Linked DNA regions of Homo sapiens: region 1 is linked to region 2. A link is an interaction called in ENCODE POLR2A ChIA-PET data of the cell type or tissue named here. Cell type or tissue: PC-3. All regions are shown on one strand.

Evidence for each region. Peaks named below come from ENCODE experiments on the same cell type or tissue, not always from the same donor. Only the 100,000 strongest peaks of a DNase experiment are listed, where the experiment ranks them.
Region 1: POLR2A ChIA-PET joins it to region 2 with 7 read pairs; 2 of 35 experiments call an interaction of 5 or more read pairs at or near these places.

The regions. Positions count from the first base shown.
Region 1 is chr21:44,641,700-44,649,699 of GRCh38, forward strand. All of the region lies in intron 1 of TSPEAR (thrombospondin type laminin G domain and EAR repeats), which reads right to left. It overlaps KRTAP10-11 (keratin associated protein 10-11), which reads left to right and starts at 4,715. Exons shown (of 1, transcript NM_198692.3): 1 at 4,715-5,951. The coding sequence starts at 4,760. The coding sequence ends at 5,656. RefSeq lists an enhancer at 5,390-6,254. In PC-3, no CTCF peak of the experiment used is centred here; no DNase peak of the experiment used is centred here.
Region 2 is chr21:44,783,289-44,791,288 of GRCh38, forward strand. UBE2G2 (ubiquitin conjugating enzyme E2 G2) reads right to left here. Exons shown (of 6, transcript NM_003343.6): 2 at 4,772-4,807; 3 at 4,632-4,677. Among named protein-coding and RNA genes, the nearest start is that of UBE2G2, 15 kb to the right of the region's middle. RefSeq lists a silencer at 5,104-5,328. In PC-3, no CTCF peak of the experiment used is centred here; no DNase peak of the experiment used is centred here; H3K27ac peaks cover 506 bases.

The sequences.
Region 1 (8,000 bases), 140 kb before region 2:
AAGAGACAATAGTGCCAGGTTCTAGACAGAGGAAAGACTTCACAAGAAGATCAAAGTTATGCAAATATGAGATGCATTGGTGGCCCAGCCTCTACCAAGGTGGAGGGAAGAAATTCCGCACCTAGACTCTGCTGTGGCAGGCTTCAGCGGGAAGGCTGTTCTTAAACAACAGGGATCCGGAAAATTTACCACCCACAATGCTTTCTGAAATTTTTACTCAGCAATTTCCAACAAGAAGAAACACGACCCCCTCTTTTCAAACGTCCACAAAAATCCACAGACACCCATCAAGGAAAATCTAAAGAAAATAAAAATAAAGTCTAATAAAAATAAGCAGACATGAAAGATGGAAAAAGAAGTATGCTCACAGATTCAGAGATTTTCCTGTTTCAGTATAAGAAAATAGTATGGGTATATTTATCCTAAAATTTGGAAATATAAATTAAATGTACTGTGTCCTAAAAAATATAAATTACCTACCCTGAGTAACAAGACAAAAATTTTAATACAATGATATCCAGGAAAATATGGAAATGGTATTGAAAAAGCTCATTCTTCAGAAGGCAGACTCAGATGTTTCAAAGATGTATACCATCAGCCTTCAATACAAAGACTTTTCTGTGATACTTGAAATATTCCAGAGATCAGAAGAAGCCAGAGGTCCTCTGGATTCCTCTAGTAAGACTGGTGACATCCTGATGCCAAAACCAGGAATAACAGCGAGAGAGATAGGACTGTAGACCAACATCATTTAAAAAAATAATGTAAGAGATTGTATGAACCTACAATAACAGAAAACTAAGCCACTATGTATAGCCATTATGGGAAATAGTACGGAAGTTCCTCAAAAAATTAAAAATGGGGCCGGGCGCAGTGGCTCATGCCTGTAATCCCAGCACTTTGAGAGGCCGAGGCAGGCAGATCACGAGGTCAGGAGATCGAGACCATCCTGGCTAACACGGTGAAACCCCGTCTCTACTAAAAATACAAAAATTGGCCAGGTGTGGTGGCAGGCGCCTGTAGTCCCAGCTACCTGGGAGGCTGAGGCAGGAGAATGGCGTGAACCTGGGAGGCAGAGCTTGCAGTGAGCCGAGATTGTGCCACTGCACTCCAGCCTGGGCAACAGAGCGAGACTCTATCTCAAAAAAAAAAAATTAAAAACTTAAAAATTAAAAATGGAACTACCATGTGATGAGCAATCCCACTTCTGTGTATTTAAACAAGACAAATTAAAGCCAGAGCTCAGAGATACCTGCACTGCCATGCTAACTGCAGCACTATTCACAACAGCAAAGATACGGAAGCAACATAAGTGATCATCAACAGATGAGTGGATAAAGAAAATGCGGTGCATATGCATGATGGAATACGATTCAGCCATAGAAAGGAAGGAGATCCTGTCATCTGTGACAACATGGATGAACCTGCACACACTATGCTAGGTGAAGTGACCCAGGCACAGAAAGACAAATACTGCAGACCTCACTTATTTGTGGAATCTAAAAAAGCCAAGTTCACCAAAGCAGAGAGTAGAATGGGGATTCGAGGGCCAGGGGGTGCAGGGAGTGGGGACATGTTGATGACAGGATACAGCTTCAGCTGTGCAGGATGAGTCAGTTCTGGAAACCTCATGTGCAGCATGAGGACAGTTGACTGTAACACAGAACGCAACATAGTAACACCGAAATCTGCTAAGAGTCCATCTTAAATGTCTCATCACAAAATAAAGGTAACTACATGGGGTGATGGACATATTAATTAGCTTGACCGTGGTAATCATCACACAATGTGTACATGTATCAAGACGTCATGTTGTATACCTTGAATTTATATAATTCTTGTTTGTCAATTATATCTCAATAAAGCTGGGGAAAAAGGGATAATGAGCTATTATCAAGTAATGTATATCTTAGATCACTCAAGTTACAAAGGGTATCATTAACTATACTCATAAAATAGAAGCAGAAAAGCCACTGGAACTCTCAGTAGATTAATACACACACATTCACACACATACACACACACATACACAAACAAACTCACTCCTTCCTTAAAAGCCTGAGGCAAAATTCATGATAAACTAAAGTAGGAAAACACTGCATGCACGAGACCAAGGCTGTGCGACAAAGCAGCAAACATCGGCTTAGTGCGGAGTTGCGGGAAGCATTTCTGTTAACTTTGGAAACAAGACCAGAGGGCTGCTGTCATCGCGTCTCCAGCATTGTGCTGGGCAGCCAGCCACGACGAAAGGGAGTCAAATAAAACAAAAGACTACGTTTTGGAAAAGAAGAATCCAAATGTGTGTCACTTGCAGAAGACCTGGCCGTGGGCCACCCTGCCCTCCAGACTCACATCCCCTCCCGGCACCTCCCTCTCCCAGCCAGGGCCATTTAATCCCTGCCATTCAACTCACTCAGATCCCCAGAGTGTCTGCTTGATTTAAGAAATGGTTTGATCATTTGATTGTCCACAGAAGCTGCCCTGCTGGCCCCCAGTGGAAAGTTCCATGATCCAAAAAGTCATGTCTCCAGTGAGTCCAGGGCTCTACAGTTGCACCTCATGTTGTGGCTGACGTAAAAAGACTGTACGTGCACTGTGTGTGTCTGTAGTACATCCACTAATACGATGTCACCCTAGACTTCCTGGCTTTCCTATCATCTCCTGAAAGCATCACCAAGTCCTTCAGTCCCAGAAAGCGGATTAAGCACACAGATCTCACACACCTGTACTAATAATCACTGAAAGGATATTTAAAGAGTTATAAAAAATGAAATCAAAATTATCTAACAAAAACGGGAGGCTCAGCAGGGTCCTTCATATGTTTGTAGAAAAGAGAAGCAGACAGAAACAGGTTAGGGAGTAAATTGGAGCAGGACCCTAATGCACTGGAATAAAATAGTCTTTTATTCAGAAAACTGAATGAACTGCCACCAATGAGCAGACTATCTGATGTCCAAGGAAACAAGAAAAAAACATTTAAAAACTCAAAGTAACATCATCAGAGTGAATGGATAACATATTTCATTCATCACAAGATGAAATAAAAAGTCATAAAAAGAGAGACCAGGAAAGATGAAATTATTATTAAAAATGGAAAAACACTTCGGAGATAAGTCTTTATATTGAAAGGCTCAATAAGTTCTAACCACTGAAAGTAAAATAATGCATTAGCCTAGAAACAAAAGCGTGACACTTTAGAACAATAAAAAGAAACCCAAATGCTCCCAGAGAGTTAAGGAAAGAGAGAAACTAAAAAATGACAAATGACCAGTATCAGACTGTCATCGGCAACACTGGACATCACAAAAAAATGGTGACATGTGTTCATCATTTTGAGGAAAAGTAATTTAAAACCAGAATTTTATACCCAGCTAAACTATCATTATAAATGTGAGGATAAAGTTGACATATTTTCAGACAAGCAAGGAATCTTAAAATGTATGTCCTAAAATCACCATATATGAAAAAGTACTTGATCTTTCACCAAGGCAAAATGAAAATTGAAATAATCCAGAGTGCAGCTTCAAATAAAACAAAGAGCCTCTGAGGGTGGCATGGAAGAGCTGAAGAGACAAAAATAAAGCTTGGATCCACCAGCTACTGAATCTCTGAGCATTCTCCTTACAAGGTGTGAGGGATCGAAGGGAGGGCCACTTAGCTTTTTTTTTTTTTTTTGAGACAGAGTCTTGCTCTGTCACCTAGGCTGGGGTGCAATGGTGCAATCTCAGCTCACTGCAACCTCCACCTCCTGGGTTCAAGAATTCTCCTGCCTCAGCCTAAGTAGCTGGGACTACAGGCACATGCCACCATGCCTGGCTAATTTTTTGTATTTTTAGTAGAGACCGGGTTTCACCATGCTGGCCAGGCTGGTCTCAAACTCCTGACCTCGTGATCCACCCACCTCAGCCCCCCAAAGTACTGGGATTAGAGGCATGAGTCACCACGCTCAGCCAGCTTCCTCTTATCTTATCGTCTGTGCCGTTTTTATTTCATATGAAGTGTACATTTTTCTCCATGTTTATGTTTTAAGATGCTAAAAGTAATAAAATATATCTAATCAGTCCAGAAACAGGATAGGTGGAAACAGAATTGCTTCCTTTGGAGAAACGTTCATCTCTAAAACCTCAACTCAACAAAAGCTTGCTTGAAATATTTTCCGGCCGGACGCGGTGGCTCACGCCTGTAATCCCAGCACTTTGGGAGGCTGAGGCGGGTAGATCATGAGGTCAGGAGTTCAAGACCAGCCTGGCCAAGATGGTGAAACCCCGTCTCTACTAAAAATACAAAAATTACAGCGTGCCTGTAATCCCAGCTACTCGGGAGGCTGAGGTGGGAGAATCGCTTGAACCCAGGGGGCGGAGGTTGCAGTGAGCTGAGATCGCGCCACTGCACTCCAGCCTGGGTGACAGAGCAAGACTCCCTCTCAAAAAAAAAAAAAAAAAAAAAAAAAAAAAAGGAAATATTTTCCACCACATTTCTGTGGCCAAAATAAAAACTGATGAAGAAACAGAGCCCTGCGACATACATACCAGTTTAATAAGGGAAAAACAAAGAGATAAACCAGCATGAATGATGCATCTCCAGCCACCAGCTGTAAACACCAACAAGGAAGAAAAGCTTGTGGAGCCTCCTGTTGGGACAACACATGCCAGGGAGGGATTTAAAAGCCCCACAGCCCTGAGCACCTCACTCACTCACTCACACACACACTCACACACTCACTTACACCTCCCCCAGCTCACCTCCTCCCCACCCCAGCATGGCCGCGTCCACCATGTCTGTCTGCTCCAGCGCTTACTCCGACTCCTGGCAGGTGGACGACTGCCCAGAGAGCTGCTGTGAGCCCCCCTGCAGCGCCCCCAGCTGCTGCGCCCCGGCCCCCTCCCTGAGCCTGGTCTGCACCCCAGTGAGCTGTGTGTCCAGCCCCTGCTGCCAGGCGGCCTGTGAGCCCAGCGCCTGCCAATCAGGCTGCACCAGCTCCTGCACGCCGTCATGCTGCCAGCAGTCTAGCTGCCAGCCGGCTTGCTGCACCTCCTCCCCCTGCCAGCAGGCCTGCTGTGTGCCTGTCTGCTGCAAGACTGTCTGCTGCAAGCCTGTGTGCTGTGTGCCTGTCTGCTGTGGGGCTGCTTCTTCGTGCTGCCGGCAGTCTAGCTGCCAGCCAGCTTGCTGTGCCTCTTCCTCCTGCCAGCCGGCCTGCTGTGTGCCCGTCTGCTGCAAGCCTGTGTGCTGTGTGTCCACCTGCTCTGAGGATTCCTCTTCATGCTGCCAGCAGTCTAGCTGCCAGCCAGCTTGCTGCACCTCCTCCTCCTACCAGCAGGCCTGCTGCGTGCCTGTCTGCTGCAAGACTGTCTACTGCAAGCCCATCTGCTGTGTGCCTGTCTGCTCTAGGGCTTCCTCTTCACGCTGCCAGCAGCCTAGCTGCCAGCCAGCTTGCTGCACCACCTCCTGCTGCAGACCCTCCTCCTCTGTGTCCCTCCTCTGCCACCCCGTGTGCAGGTCCACCTGCTGTGTGCCCGTCTCCTCCTGCTGTGCCCCCACCTCCTCCTGCCAGTCCAGCTGCTGCCGCCCGGCCTCCTGCGTGTCCCTCCTCTGCCGCCCCGCAAGCTCCCGCCTGGCCTGCTACAGCCTCTGCTCAGGCAAGAAGTCCAGCTGCTGAGTGCTCAATCCTTGTCTCCTGCTGACTGTGTCTTTGCTGCCAAGCAGGATTCTCCAGTCTCAGGAGCCCCTGGAGTCCTCAGAATCCACCAGCTCCATCAGTAGCCACAGAGCTGCTGCCTGAAGGGGATTTTGAGCGCGTCACACTTTCCTCCCCACTGTCTGGGAAGAGACAACCCACAAATCCCTCAGCAGGTGGACTGTGGCTTTCTGGAGCCCCCTTCTCCAAATGTGTTGCTTATACCCAATGTGACAAAGAAGAACTGCTCTAATCAATAAATTCTTGAGTCAGGAAATACGGGCTGGTGTGCACTTTCTGCTCTTCCCCTGAGCCCCTCTGCCTACTCCAAATTTGGGGTGTGGGACCCACTGTCTTGTTAAAGGCAGACAGGACAGTGTCTCTCATTCCGAGATCAAACACTTGGAAGACAGCAGGCTTTGAAAGCAAATGTGATCAGCTCCACACTCTTCCTGCAGCCAAAGCCCTGCCCACAGGGGATGAGCCTCCAAGCTGAGCCAGGGAGGGGAGCAGAGCTGAGTGGGCTCGGCCTCTGGTGAGCTTTGGGCCACCCGCCCATGCCTGTCCCCTGCCAGTCCAAGCTAAAGCTGAGTCGGGAAGAAGCAGAAATCCCGTTCAGTTGGGACCTGAGAGCCCCAGGCACCGTGCTGGCCTCGTGGTGTGTGGGCCGTGGAAAAGGTGCCCACACAGAGGGCTGCCCCGAGAGTTTGAGGGCCACTCTGTGTGCTCTGAAGCACTAGCAATTTCATGGGCCCCAAGAGGGGTCCTGGAGTTACTCAGACGTCACTCATCCTACTCAGGGTTTAAGGCCTGGGTGAGGAGACACAGAGCAAAAAGACACCTTATCGATGAACCCTTAGGACAGTGGGAGAGGATGAGGCTGTAGTCTCAGTGGACCACTAGCACTGGAGAGTGAAGAGGGCACTAGTGAGACCAGTCAGGTCAGCACCTCCTCAGGAGGCTGGGAGGGCCCAGGGAAGAAGCAACAGAACAAAAACCCCAAGAGGACCTTGAACCAGAAAGTAGCTGAATTTAAACCCACGTGGACTCATAAATCTCTCAGTCTTCCAGAGTTTATTCAACCCGTGTCCGTTACTTGCTTATTCAAATATTAAGAAAAATACGGCCATCCCCATAAATAAGTGGACAAAGGCCTTCATGGACCTTTCATAGCACAAACAGTTAAAAAAAGAGGGGGAGATGTTTCCACCTCACCACTAACCAAAGGAACAGGGGAGCCTAAGGCACAGGGGAGTCGGCACAGGGCGCACCAACATTGCTGAGGCCAAGCCGCTGTGCAGCCAGCGGGCAGACGCACCCAGGGCCGCAGCCTCCAGGGCACCAGAGACTTTCAGCCTCCCGATGGCTCCCGAGGGGAAAGGCAGGGACAGCCATGGCCGAGCACAGCTTGTGACACCCGGGCCCCTGTGCTCTCTGTGGCAGCTGACATGCAGGTCTGCTGGTGGCCGTGTGTCCATGCAACTGTCCAAGCCCACGCGGTCAAGCTGCCGTGCCAGACGCAGAGGAGAAACTAGGGCTGCAGTGGCGGGGTCCCCTCCCTTGTGAACGTGCGTGAAGGTGCTCACAGCACAGCGACAGCTCCGAGTGCTCTGCCCCTCCCAGGTCCCGGGGTGCCCCTCCTGTCTGTGAGGGAGATGCGGGACCCACTGAGTCAGGGGCAGCTGCTGCCTGCAAAGGCATCCCGTGAAACCACAGGAAACCGCAAAGCTCCCTCCACCGCCTGCTGGACAGAGCCGGACGGCTCCTGGGGACCGGGGGAGGGTGTCTGTAAGGCGAGGACATGGTTGGTGCATGCTCGTCAGGGTGTGATCAGAGACCCTCCAGCCTGCAGACACCCTCGCCCAGTTGTAAGGGTGAGAGCACAGCCCCAGGCGAGGCTGCTGGCCTGGGAGGAGGGATGAGCAGCGGTCTGTGGAGGAGGCCTTCTAAGGAGTCCCCCTGCACCTCACATGCTCATCAATACAGGGCATCCTGGTAACGGAAGTTTCTAGATATGGGCCTCTCAGCAGGAGGGGTACACTGGCTGGTGCTCCTCTTAGCTGATTTCTTGGTTCCCAAACGGCTCCCCCGCTACCCACGTGTGCCAACAGCCCCCTTCTACTGAGGACAGCACCCCCTCCAGGCAAATCCCACTCATACCCAGGACGTGCCCACACCCCTTCTCCCGTGTGGCCCACACGCATGCCACAGGGACCAAGCTGGCTCTGTCGGGGCAGCCCTCGGTTTTGGGGGCCAAGCTTCCCATTCTTGGAATTAGTGCAGGCATCCCCCATACAGGCCTCCCTCCTTCTGCAATAGCTTCAAT
Region 2 (8,000 bases):
TGGAATGCTCATACACTGCTGCTGGGAATGCAAAATGGTGAGCTACTCTAGGAAGATAGTCTGATAGTTTCTTAAAACATTAAACGCAAATTTACTCCACACCCCAGCAATTCCACACCTCTATATCTGGTCTAGAGAAATGAACTCCATGTCCACACAGACAGTGTGACAAGACAAGTGTTTACAGCAGCATTGCTCAAAAGAGCCAAAAAGTAGGAAGCCCAAATGTCCATCAACTGGGGAATGGAAAAGGAAGGAGCTGCTGATACATGGTATAACATGGATGAACTGCAAATACATTCTGCCAAGTACAAGAAGCCAGGCACAGATGATTAGACAGTGTATGATTCCACACATAGGAAAAGTCAGAAAAGGCAAATCTATAGTCAGAGGAAAGAGCAGGGATTGCCTGGGGGTTGGAATGGGAACTGTCTGCACATAGACATAAGAATCTTTTTGGAAATGTTCTAAAACTGGACTGTGGTGATGACTACAAAACTCTAGAAATTTACTAAAACCACTAACTTTTATACTTAATGCAAGTAAAACTTACAGTATGTAAATTATCTCAATAAAGCTGTTTAGGCTGGGTGCCTTGGATCCTGCCTGTAATCCCAGCACTTTGGGAGGCTGAGGCAGAAGGATTGCTTGAGGCCAGGAGTTCGAGACCAGCCTGGGAAACAGAGCAAGACCCCATCTCTACAAAGCATTTTAAAAACTAGCTGGGCGTGGTGGTGTGCACCTGTGGTCCCAGCTACTTGTGGGGCTGAGGTGGGAGGATTGTTTGAGCCTGGGAGTTTGAGGCTGCAGTGAGCTGTGACCAGGCCACTGAACTTCAGCCTGGGTGACAGAGCTAGACCATGTCTCCATAAGAAAGGGAGGGGAGGGGAGGGGAGGGAAGAAAGGAGGGGAGAAAGGAAGAGAGAGAGGAGGGAGGAGAGGAGAGGAAGGAAGGACGGACAGACGGTTCCAGACCTATTATTCTAGAATCCGCCTTTTCCATTTATATTGTGTACATCTTTCCATGCCAGGATGAAAATTCCACCTGAACTGTTTTACAGCTACATGGCATTACTCTATATAGATGCTCCATAAATTATGTGGAACAGTGATGTTTCCTTTTTTATTATTATTACTGCAATGAATGTGGCAATAACTTCTTCATATAGGGATCTTTGTGACACTTTTGTTGAAGAAAATGCTATGGTGAGATTACATACAATACAAATTATAAACACCTATTTTATTATCTCGGGTTTATTTCAGCAAGGCATAATACTGCCAAGAGATGCCCTGTGACAGTCTTCAGTCAACAAGAAACCTGGACATAAAGGGAGGCTGCTGTGCCCCGGACACTGGCCCCCAGTGTGAGAAGGGCTCCTGGTAGAAGCCGCGGCAGCCTGGGAGCCCTCAAGCTGGCTGCCATGAGCCAGCTGGAGAACCTGGGAGCATCCATCCACCAACTGGGCCCCAAACACACCATTCAGTAAAGGAAGGTCCTTCTTATTTCACCACAGCCTCTAGAACCACTGGTCTGGGGAGGTGACAGCAGTCAGGCATGAACCAGACAAGAAGGTCACCAAGCCAGCTGATTTGGGAATGCTGGGGCAGGACACAGAGGACAGCAAGCGCCAAGGGACTCCACGCCTTGTCCGGCCACTGGGGATGAACAGCTGTCTAGGACTCCTTCTGTCCCACATAAGTGCATCAATGAAAGAGGGCACCCACCCTCTCTGCAGCTACACCCCCGTCACCGTGGCTTAGTGGCAATGGGGTCACGGGCCATGGACCCTAGAGCTGGGCAAGACCTGTAACCATCTGTCTAGAAGATGCTGATAAACCTCTCTGTTTTGATCCAAATAAGTCAAAGAGAGGCAAAGTGACTGGGCCAAGAGCAGCAGGCCATGCTAGCACCCACAGCCACGGTGGCCACATCCCCTGGTGTGCCGCCATCCCAGCCACGCTCGATTTGATTGCAGGCTCAGACTCCACCATGAGCGTGGCAGGGTCAGCAGAGTTATTCCCGGTGTTTAAAGACACAGCCTGCGGACTCTCATTATTTAGTCCTCTCATTCACTAATCTGTTCTATTCTCCATCCTAATCCCTCAACCCTGGTCTTCCAAGGTAAAGATTTCAGTGCATCTTTGACATGTCTGTATCTTCAGACAAGGGCCCTAACATATCAAAGGCACTTAGTGTTTGTTGCTTAGATATCTAAAATGACATTTTCTTCACTGGCCCTTAAGGCAAGCACAACAGCAAAAACCAACAGCCGTTCGACTTCTGTGAGGCAAGCACGGGTTTTAGAAATACTAGGGTAGAGAGGCGGCCCTGGAAGCCATCAAAGAATAAAGAGAAAAAGAAGAAACTTATCACCAAGGAGCAAAGACTTGGCCAGATGTCTGCCAAAATAGCAGGGTGAGACAAATCGATGGGAGGACAGTTAATTCCCTAATAGGCATTTTAAGTGCACTTGTAAACGGCCTCTTGTTTGTGAAGGGTCTGGAACAGGACCAAAACCCACAAACTCACTAGGATCTTCAAGCAGGGGAATTCCAAACTAATGCAAAAAGCCTTGTTCAAACACAGAAGTGCTCTACCTAAAAATAGTTCTAATTACTTTTTAAGACAGGTTTTCAAAATATTGGTTTAATTTTACACTGTTTATTTAAAATTGGTAATAGTTACCCTAATCGATTTTTAACAATGAACATTTTTTTAAAACCACACTGGACGGCTCAACTGTTCCTTTAATGAGCTTCCAAATAGGCCTACGGAGGAGCCAACACCCCACAAATAACTGCAGACACGACAGGCGCCTTCAACCTCTACACACAGACAGGCCTCCCGCCACTCTGGGCCCCTGCAGCAGGCGTGCTGCCCCGCTGGCATGAGTGCAGGTGCGCCTGCATTAACACATGAAACAAGCAGGTTACACATCAGTTCATGTATATGATCTCCTGCTTCTACAGAAATAAAAAGAGCTGCCCCGATACAAGTATACAGCCGCACAGTCCACTAATGAGGACAGCCCAGACTGTGGGACTCGCCATCCATCTCATAACTGCCTTGGGGGCCACATTACACACAAACACAGATTCCAGAAACCTTCAGACACCGAAAAAACATGTGCCATAGGCCCAAGCAATTAGGATATTACAAATGATCAGGAAATGGCAGGCGTGCTGTACCATCTGAATAGCGTTTGATGATTTTTTAAAAACATTTTGTTTATCCAAAATACTAATTTTCATATCAATTTAACCTCCACAGACAACACTTAGCTGCAATCTGTTTCTCAGACCAACCCATAGAGCATTAAGAATTAATGTGATCCAAGCAACTGGCGAATTCCAAAAGCATCATGAAGCTTAAGATCACTTCAAGCCAGAGCCCACACTTGTTTCACAGCCCTCACTTTTCCGGTCCTTGCCCTCTAGAGCACTTCTCAATGCAACAAAATCCAACCCAAGACCTTGCTGCAAATTAAAAGACCTCACTAATGAGATAACAAAGACTGGGCTTGGCGCGGTGGCTCACACCTGTTATCCCAGCACTCTGGGAGGCCAAGGCAGGCGGAACACCTGAGGTCAGAAGTTCGAGACCAGCCTGGCCAACATGGGGAAACCCTGTCTCTACTAAAAATACAAAAATTAGCCAGGCACGGTGGTGGGTACCTGTAATCCCAGCTACTAGGGAGGCTGAGGCAGGAGAATCGCTTGAACCCAAGGGGCAGGAGTTGCAGTGAGCCAAGGTTGTGCCACCGCACTCCAGCCTGGGCAACAAGGGCGAAACTCCATCTCAAAAAAAAAAAAGAAAGAAAGAAAAAGAAAAGAAAGAAAACAGAGACTGATTACAAATTTCAACTTCCTAAATTTTATTTAACCTCACTTTGCTGAAAATACACTAAGAATGGCCAAAAATTGCACATCTAAGGTAGAAAGAAGAAAAAGCAAAGTGAGTCAAGGCCATAGAACACTCTAAAATCAGGGGTCCATGTGTTTCTCTTTCCAAGCAACGTCACCCTAAGTTAAATGCCACGAATCCCAGAACCACACTGCTCACTTACTAAGCCATGTCTTGGGTCGGAAAGAACACAAGGCCAACAAGTCCAGACAAGGCAACAGAAAAAGGAGATGCAGCACACGAAGATACGAACTGGGAGGAAAGGAGAAGAAAAAGAAGTCCTGGCCCAAAGGCAGGGCAGGCAAGGCTGCGCTAACATGCCTGGTGTGGTCAGACACATCTTTGAGGACCCTTTTCTCGTCAAAATTTCACACCTGAAGGGGCTACTTCTGGAAGCCAAAGCCACCTACGCCATTTGAGGTTATTTTAACCACGATCATACAACATTCCAAAATTACCACCTTAAAACTCTCAAATATATAATACATATATTACATAATTATAACTAAACCTTTGACTGGCTCTAAGGAAACACTCATTTCTTTTGGATCAATGCTCAGGTTCTCTGCTTTCAGACCAGCAGCCTAGACGAGAGCTGGGCATTACTGGAGAACTCAGTCTTTTTTCCAGCTGATGCTTTTGGACACAGTCACACTGCTGATGTGATTCTTACATCTGACTTCCAGCAAAGCCCTAAAAACTAGTACACCTAAAATTAACTTACATGATCAATGCCTCCCATTCAAAAAAGTTCTCTTCATTCATGGGGCCTGTAGGGTGAGAAAAAATTTCACAACATTTTAACTTTGAAGGAACTTTGGCAATTAAAAGTAAATTATAAGGAAGTTAACTTTGGTACCTTACCTGCTACAATTCCTTCCGGAGGATTCAGTGTTAATTCTATAAAATTAATAAGTAAAACCATTACCAAACAGAATAAATGTTACATTGTCATTTTAACAAAACACCTTTACAAAATATATAAGCCTATAAACCATAGAATATGCATATTAACAAGTGAAAATTCTGTTTGCCCAAAGTGAATACCTAGTACAATAACGGTTCTGATAACAACTACACAAAGTTTTTTTGTTTTTTTTTTGTTTTTTTTTGAGACGGAGTCTCACTCTATCACCCAGGCTGAAGTGCAGTGGTGTGATCTCAGCTCACTGCAAGCTCCACCTCCCAGGTTCATGCCATTCACCTGCCTCAGCCTCCCAAGTAGCTGGGACTACAGGCGCCCACCACCACGCCCAGCTAATTTTTTGTATTTTTAGTAGAGACGGGGTTTCACCGTGTTAGCCAGGATGGTCTAGATCTCCTGACCTCGTGATCCGCCAGCCTCGGCCTCCCAAAGTGCTGGGATTACAGGCATGAGCCACCGCGCCGGCCCAAATAGTTCTTTATACCAACAAAACATAGACTTTTCTTTTTCTTTTTCTTTTTACAAATGCAAAAGCAAACATAAGGGGTACACTGTCTTTCCAAACTGTTCCTGCTGGTTACTTTGTTGCTTAGTTTTGAGACAGGGTCTCACTCTGGTTGCCCAGGCTGGAGTCCAGTGGGCAACCAGAGTGAGACTGGGGAAATTAATAAAACAGTAAGCAAACATACAGAAAAAAAAAAATCAATGAAACCAAAAGGTGGTTCTTTGAAGAGACAGAAAATTAATAAATCCTTGCCAAATAAATATAAGGTATAAGGACTGAAAAAGAAATAAAACTCATTATTCACAGATGCTATGTCCATATATACAGGAAAGCCCAAAAGAATCTAAAGATAATTAGTAAAAGTGAGTTTGGCACAGTTGCTGAATATGAGGCATATATATATCTTTCTAAAAGATATATAAAAATGCAAACAATCCAGAATAGCCAAGACACTATCTTTAAAAAGAATAAACAGAGGGCCAGGCGCGGTGGCTCACGCCTGTAATCCCAGCACTTTGGGAGGCCGAGGCGGGTGGATCACCTCAGGTCAGGAGTTCGAGACCAGCCTGGCCAACATGGCGAAATCCCATCTCTACCAAAAATAGAAAAATTAGCCGGGCATGGTGGCATGCACCTGTAGTCCCAGCTACTTGGGAGGCTGAGGCAGGAGGATCACTTGAACCCAGGAGGCGGAGGTTGCAGTGAGCCGAGATCGCGCCACTGCACTCCAGCCTGGGTGACAGAGCAAGACTCTGTCTCAAAAAAAAAAAAAAAAAAAAAGAATAAACAGAAAGCTTCATCTATGAGTTACCAAGCCTTCCTTACAGAGCTATGGAAATTAAGGCAACGTAGCACTGGCTCAAAGTTAAATTGAACAATGGGGCACAAGAGAAAGCCCAGAAGCATACCTGTACCAACAGAGACCCTGACTCGAGGGAACACAGAGCTATGGCCCAGAGGCAAAGGGCAGTCTTTTCCATGAATGATGCTCATCTCTAAGACAAAAAAAAATCAAACTTTCCCCATCTCACACCACATATAAAAATCAAAATAGGTAAGAAGAAAAATGGAGGCAGAGTTGAAAAGAGCCACTGTCAGAGTCAACACGAATGATGCTGTGGTCCAAACGCTTGCGTCCCCCCAAAATTCCTATGTTGAATCCTAATGTATGTGGTATTGGGAGGTGGGACCTTTGGGAGGAGATTAGGTCAGGAGGGCAGAACTCTCATGAATGGAGTTAGTGCCTTTATAAGAAGAAACGAGAGATTTGCCTCTGGCCATGTAAGGGCACAAGGAGAAGACAGTCATCTGCAAACCAGGAAGACAGCCCTCACCAGACTTCCCAGCCTCCAGAATTGGGAGCAATAAATGTTTGTTGTTTAAGCTCCCTGGTCTTTGGTATTTTTTTACAGCAGCCTGAACTGACTAAAACAGATGGCTAATAAGCACATGAGAAAATGCTCAACATTGTGAATCATAAGGGTAATGCAAATTAAAACCACAATAAGATACAGCTCAATAGCTTCAGCATTATCAGTATCTTTAGTCACAAAAGAATGGCCAAAATTAAAGACTTAAAGTGCTGGCAAGTTTAGCAAGTAGATCTCTCATGCACCACTGATGGGAATGCAAAATGGTTTGGTTACCCTTTGGGAAAGAAGTTTGACCATTTCCACTAAAATTACATATATATTGACTCTAAGACCCAGCAATTCTACTGGGTCTTATGTTGCCATAGACTTTTGTGTGAATGTTCATAGTAGCTAAATTCGTAATAGCCCCAAACTGGAAACAACCCAAATGTCCATTGATATGGTTTGGCTTTGTGTCCCCACACAAATTTCATCTTGAATTGTAATCTCCAGGTGTTGAGGGAGGAACCTAGTGGAAGGTGACTGGATCATGGGGGCAATTTCCTCCATGCTGTTCTCATGACAGTGAGTTCTCATGAGATCTGGTGGTTTTATAAGTGTTCGAAAGTTCCTCCTTCACTCTTCTTTCTTGCCACCTTGTGAAGAAGGTGCTTGCTTCCCCTTCGGCTTCTGTCATGATAAGTTTCCTGAGGCCTCCCTAGCCATGTGGAACTGTGAGTCAATTAAACCTCTTTCCTTTATAAATTATCCAGTCTCAGGGAAGTTCTTATAGGAGTGTGAAAACAGATGAATACAGTAAATTGGTACCAGGGGTACTGCTATAAAGATAACCTGAAAATGTGGAAGCAACTTCAGAACTGGGTAGTAGGCAGAGGTTGGAACAGTTTGAAGGGCTTAGAAGAAGGAAGATGTGGGAAAGTCTGGAACTTCCTAGAGACTTGCTGAATGCTTTTGACCAAAATGCTGATAGTGACATGGACAATGAAGCCCAGGCTGAGGTGGTCTGAAAAAGAGAAGAGGAACTTCTTGGGAACTGGAGCAATGGTCACCCTTGCTATGTTTCAACAAAGAGAATGGTGAGATTTTGCCCCTGCCCTAGAGATCTGTGGAACTTTGAACTTGAGAGAGATGATCTGAAATTGGAACTCGTGTTTAAAAGAAAGCAGGGAATAAAAGTTTGAAAACTTCGCAGCATGACGGTGCAATAAAAAAGAAAAACCCATTTTCTGGAGAGAAATTCAAATAAGTAACAAGGAGCCAAATATTAATCGCCAAGACAATGGGGTAAAT